Regions from separate parts of the Homo sapiens genome. Here region 1 is linked to region 2. Evidence: read pairs that join two places in POLR2A ChIA-PET (ENCODE). Cell type or tissue: HCT116. All regions are shown on one strand. Links, peaks and the distances in the headings refer to the core of each region. The heading gives the core; the rest is flanking DNA.

Region 1 (3,152 bases), core at 249-2,748, 1.6 Mb after region 2:
TAGTCAGCATAGCCATAATAATGCTGTGTAGTAAACCACCCCAAACTAAGTATAAAGCAACATTTATTCCAGTTTATACATCTGTAAGACAGTTGGGCTTTGGCGGATCGGATCTATGCTGGGCTTGGCTGGGCTTGGCTGGCCTTGGTTCCACATCTGAAAATGTCAGATCCTTTTTGGATCAATTGGCTACCAGAGACACATTCTTCTCCTGGGGATGGAAGAAGTACAAGAGGGATAAGTGGACATATGTGATACCCTTAAGGCCTAGATTCAGAACTGGCACTGGCACTTCTGCCAAAGTAAATCACACAGTCCAGCACAATATTATGAATGGAGGTGGATATATTTTACCATTACCAGGAGGAATTGCGAATTTACATAACAAAGGACATGAATACAGGGAGATGCAAAGTATTGTGAACAATTACGCATTCTGCCATAGATTGTATTGTATTAAAACATACTTTTAAATTTACTGTGTCCTTTTCCTTTTGCTCTCTTCTCCTTCATATATCAGGCCAAAGATGTTTCTATAGTATTAGACATCTTAAAAGAACTAGCTTTGAATTTTGTTAATAAGCTCAAATTGATTTTTTTGTTTTATTTTTCTTCAATATTTATTTCTCAAATCCCTTCATTCTACTTTATTTGGGTTTATTATGTTGTTTATTTCCCCAGCTTCTTTGCTCATTTATACTCAATCTTTCTTTGCTAGAGCAAACATTTAAGAAAAATATAGGCTGGGCATGGTGGCTCATGGCTAATCCCAGCACTTTGGGAGGCTGAGGCGGGTGGGTCACCGGAGGTCAGGAGCTCTTGACCAGCCTGGCCAATATGGTGAAACCCTGTCTCTACTAAAAATACAAAAATTAACTGAGCGTGGTGGCACGTGCCTATAATCCCAGCTACCCAGGAGGCTGAGGCAGGAGAATCGCTTGAACCTGGGAGGCGGAGTTTGCACTGAGCCAAGATTGCATCTTTACAGTCCAGCTTGGGCGACAAAAGCGAAACTCCGTCTCAAAAAAAAAAAAAAAAAGAAAAAAGAAAAATGTAAATTTTCCACTGAACACTACTTTGGATGATTAATAATGTACTACTTTCATTATCTTATTTCCAATTTTTTTTCAAGACAGAGTCTTGCTGTCGCCAAGGCTAGAGTACAGTGGCACTATCTCGGCTCACTGCAACCTCTGCCTCTCGGATTCAAGCAATTCTCTCTGCCTCAGCCTTCCAAGTAGCTGGGATTACAGGTGCCCACCATCATGCCTGGTTAATTTTTGTATATTTAGTAGAGACGGGGTTTCACCATGTTGGCCAGGCTGGTCTCGAACTCCTAACTTCAGGTAATCTGCCTACATTGGCCTCCCAAACTGCTGGGATTAAAGGCGTGAGCCACCACACCTGGTCTATTTCCAAATTTTTATAGTTTAGTTTTATAGGCCTTGTTTAACGAAAAAGTTATTTAAACCCATATTTTAACATTTTCAGCTATCTGTAGAACACTTTAAAATTTTTTTTTGTTGAATCTTTTTCAGTTCTATTGTGGAATTCAACAGGTATGTTCAGTGTTCAGTGAACAAGGTGTGTCATGTACGTATGTATTTGTTTTCCAGGATTTGTGAGCAACTTCCTTTGTGGTCTATTACATGGTAAATTTTCAGAGATATTCTATATGAAAGAACGTGCATTTCCTTTTTGGTTGGGTGCACAGTTGTATGCGTATGTTAGATCCTACTTGCTAATTGTGCTATATTAGTCTTCTGTATTCTTGTTTTCTGCCTAATTGATCTTTTGGTATCTAAAAGAGATGTGTAAAAGTCCTCCAGAAAGATTGTAGATTAATCCATTTTTCCTCATATTTCTATCACTTTTCATAAAGTTTGAGACTGTGCTATTTTGGCATAAAAGCTAATGACTATTATGACTTCTTGATAATCTGTTTATTTTCAATATGAAATTTCTTTTATTTTGGGAAATAAGTGCCCATAAGCATTGAATTGAAAGCTCTGCAGGAAGGGTAGGGAGCACTAGGAAATGACAAATAGTGGCCTGGAAAATCAAGTGGAAGAAACCTTTCAAAGCACAGAGAAAAAAAGATGCAATTCATGAGGAAAAAATATTAGAGAATTAGAAGACAAACACATATATCCATACACGATAAACCCCAAAGTAACATTCTAGAAATTCCTGAACTCCAAGGATAAAGAGAAAACCTTATGAGCATTCAGACAAAAGACACAATTTGCCTATTAGTGAGATTGGCAACAAGTGTCTCATCTGCAATAGTAGAAGATAGAGTGGCATCCACAGATGAGCAAGAGAAAAGACCTGTAGCCCAACTCTCCTATAACAACCATAGATTTGTGCATATGCATGAATTCAGAAAATATATCTGATTTAAGGAAAAACTCAAGAAAAGATATCCAACAATAAATGAATGTGAACAGAGTACTCAAAATAAGGGTCTATGAAGAAAAGAGGAGAAGAGTAATGAGCAATTAACTTTGAAAAGTAAATGTATTTACATTTAAATTGATAATGACAAACTGTCTGGGGCTATGGAGAATAAGTAAAAATAAGGAACATCGCAATAGAAGAGACATAATGCCAGAGATACTCTAATAACAGTCCTAAACAAAAAGAACTAAAGGTGCTTAGCAATTCCTAGGAGCAGGGGGTTGAGGATAAGAACAAAGTAAAAACATTTCAAAGGCAATGAGAGGAGGCTAGGAGAGGAGAGGAGCAGGGATGAAGAAATATTTTAAAGATCTTATCTTATTGGGAATAAAGAGTGAGGAAATTAAGCATTCAGAAGGGAGAAAGATTGGGCACCATATTTTTGAGAAACAGAGGTCTAAGTGCTAAAAATTGAAAAATATTGTGGGACTTACAAATTAATTAGCAAGAAAGAAATTGTGAACAACCAAGTAAAAATGAATAATATAGTACTGTGGAAGGAATATCAAGAATATGGTCAGTATATAATACTCCTACGAGTACGTTCATGAAAGACTCACCTTCAGATTCAGCTGAAACAAAACCCAGGTACATACTGTCTACAAGAAGAACAGGAAAAAGAGCAAAGGAAGGCCAAGAAATGAAAGAATGGACCAAAAAATGCCAGAAAATACAAATGTTATCAAAACAAG
Region 2 (3,152 bases), core at 401-2,900:
TCTTTTTAAATCCTTTCAAAGGACATTAGCCATGTCAAGCAGTTAAGATTTTCGGCTCTTGAACTTTACAAAGAGTAACCTCACAGATGAAACAAACAAGGCTTAATTAGGTTATGACTTAACCTTGAGTGTACAAGATATTTTTAAAGGGGTGGCAAGCAGCTTTTGAAACCATCATTGCAAAGTGGTGACAGAGACAGTGAAAAAGATCTCATCCAACTTCATTTTGTTTTCAGCCCCCAAGCTGTCCTTGCCCATCCCTGGGTGTAGGCCAAACCAACTTTGGGAGGAGCCTGGTCTACAGACTATAGCCCAAAACAAAGATAATAACAGCCCCTTCCCAAGATATATTTCCCTCTAGCCTGCGGATCAGACCAAGAAACTAGCCACAAGATTAGAAACCATGGCTCAGGAGTCACACAGCTGGAGATTACAAGATTCTGATCCATTCAAGATCAGTGCTTAAGATATTCTGTAAACCCTGCCCTTGATGTATTAGCTAGCCCTACCCAGATTGATAAACTGGCTTTTCTGAATTTGTGGCCCTCACCCAGGAACTGACTTAGCACAAGAAGACAGAGACTAAAAAAAAGTATTGCCATGTGGTTATAGGACATGTTCCCAAGGACATGAAACAAGATGGAGGTAAAGTTTATTATGGACCATTTTGTTGAGCTGGCTTGAACAGCAGGCTTATGGCATCCTGGGCCTGTATCCTAACCTAAGGTACTCTTTCTTTTGACAGAACTATACAGAAAGACACACAAAGTACACCAGATTGGCTACAGTGTAATACCAACCTCACAAATCCTCTTTCATTGATTAAAACTTTACAGAGAATATAAACATTGCTCCTTACTATTTCGTTTACTGATTTTCACAGGGAGAGAGAAGCCAAAAGCCTGACTGGTAAAAAAGTGCTTTTACCTTTTTGCTAGCATGTCAGGCTTCTGGGTTCCCTTTTCCCAAGCTGAACTCTAAGCCAAGCCTTTTAAGATTTGGGGAAATTAACTTTTCCCGGTTTGGAGGAACATTATAAAAGAATAGATAGAAGCCATTTTAAATCATGAAAGAAGGAAAAACACCATAGAAAAGTCTAGATTTTCCAATTAGGGTTGTCAAGAAATACTGCTTTCCTTCTATTGGCAAAGTTGTTACCACTATTTTTCACCTTCTCCGTTTTCTGTTTTCCCTTTTTACCTATCACAGGAGACACATTACTCATACCCAAAATTATCTGCTGCCTGCAGAACTGGCTGTTTTTCAGCTGCAGTTAGGGTTTGGTTTAGAAGCAGCATAACATCCCTTCATGAAAGGTCAAACACTTGAGTTAAATTTTGGAAAACTGTATATCTATCAGGGTCGTTAGAAAATTGGCCTAAGTCTCCCTTTATTTCCCTAAGGTCCTGTAATGAGAAGGGAACTTGAGGGGGACCCAACTAAGGGGAATCCTCAGATTCTTCCCCTGAAGTTGCTTCTCTAACTTAGGAGAATCATTCTCCATAGGCCTGCCTGATATGACTACTAAAAGAGCTGGGTTGATTTTGTAATGCCTGCAAAGGTCTAGTAAGAAGGTCATGCCCCTGTGCAAAAGAAAATGAGCCACTTTTTCTTTAAAGTCTCAGGGTGAAATGAGTCTTTGTGTTTCAGAATGGACTCCAGGCGAGTGCAGGCTGATGATGGTACCTTTCTAGAATGAGAAGTGAGAAAAAGGCATGCCTTTAGTCTCCTTCCTTTTGGTGTGACCCAGGGTGGAGAGGAAGACAGTGGGGGGTGTCCTTTCTGCTTTTTTTCCCTCTTGGTTCCTGGATCCTGGCACCTTGTTGAACGTGCTACTCATGGTTGCAGGTGTGAACCCCAGCCATGGAACCAGAGGAACTAAGAGATTGGGATTAGTCACACTCACCCATGCAGCTCTAGTCCTCTGCCTGTGATTTCCCTTTGATGTCCTGGCCTTGTGTGACCTGCCTGGCTCCCTGCAGATCTCAGGAGAGACTATGTGACAGTTGCATTTCCCTCCTTAATGGAGAAAGTGTGCTAGTTTGAGCTCTGTATCTTGCTGTTATGGTCTGTGCTAAAGCATGTACCCTTAGAGAATGGTTACATTTAACTTCTGAACTTAAAATCCCCTTACTAATTAAGTACCATTCTAATTAGAGGCAGGATAGGTGCCTTAAAAGAATATAGGGACTGAATGGCCGTTTTCCTGCTGATGGGACAGTATGGAGGCTAAAATTTAGCTTTGAAGGATATTTTACTCCTAGTTGTTGAAGGCAGAGTTTTGTCATTCACAGAAGCAGCCTGTTCTCTACAAGAGGGCTGCAAAAAGGGAGAATTGGGAAGCTAGAGTGTTTCTGTAAAGGACCGACAATTTGCCTCATGGAGAGGATCCCCATTCCTCTAGGTGCCTCTTTTAACCTTCAACTGCTATGTGCTCTCTAGACCAACAGCAGAGTGACCATAACATGCCATGTGTTCTCCAGACCAAGGGCAGAGAGAGACCTGGAACTGCCATGTGCTCTCCAGACCAAGGGCAGAGAGAGACCTGGAACTGCCATGTACTCTCCAGACCAAGGGCAGAGAGAGACCTGGAACTGCCATGTGCTCTCCAGACCAAGGGCAGAGAGTGACATGGAAATGCCATGTGCTCTCCAGACCAAGGGCCAAGAGTAATGCCTACTGTGGAAGGGTTGGGGGGTTCTGTTCCTAGAAAATCACAAAGATGCCTTCCCTTGAGCTATATCCCTGGTTACTATGACATTCCCTGATCTTGCCAAACAAGACTACTTCCCTGAACTATAAAAATTCCTGCACATTGCATACTCAGAGAGAATAAGAAATATGGTGGTTGTGACCAGGAAATGAGGAAATTGTGATAGGAAAGTTGGAGAGCCTTTGGATAACAGTGGGAGGTAGCCCCAGCCAGAAATCCTCAGTTGCCCCAGGACTTCCACTAGCCCCACATGATGGCTAAGTTCTCTATGAAACAAAGCTGGTTCAAACATGGCCAACATGCCCAACAACCCACGAGTGCTGGGGGATTCTCCATGTAATCCTGTCCACCAAGTTTTGTAAATCTGGAACCCAAGCTAATCATTTTTAAATGATTGAAGGAGGCCCAGTATTTGGTTTGATTTGGTTCTAAAATGGAG

What was found. Peaks named below come from ENCODE experiments on the same cell type or tissue, not always from the same donor. Only the 100,000 strongest peaks of a DNase experiment are listed, where the experiment ranks them.
Region 1: POLR2A ChIA-PET joins it to region 2 with 7 read pairs; 2 of 35 experiments call an interaction of 5 or more read pairs at or near these places.

The regions. Positions count from the first base shown.
Region 1 is chr7:88,235,280-88,238,431 of GRCh38, reverse strand. No RefSeq gene overlaps it. Among named protein-coding and RNA genes, the nearest start is that of SRI, 17 kb to the right of the region's middle. In HCT116, for the core only: no CTCF peak of the experiment used is centred there; no DNase peak of the experiment used is centred there.
Region 2 is chr7:89,856,708-89,859,859 of GRCh38, reverse strand. No RefSeq gene overlaps it. Among named protein-coding and RNA genes, the nearest start is that of STEAP1, 300 kb to the left of the region's middle. In HCT116, for the core only: no CTCF peak of the experiment used is centred there; a DNase peak (open chromatin) is centred at 1,884.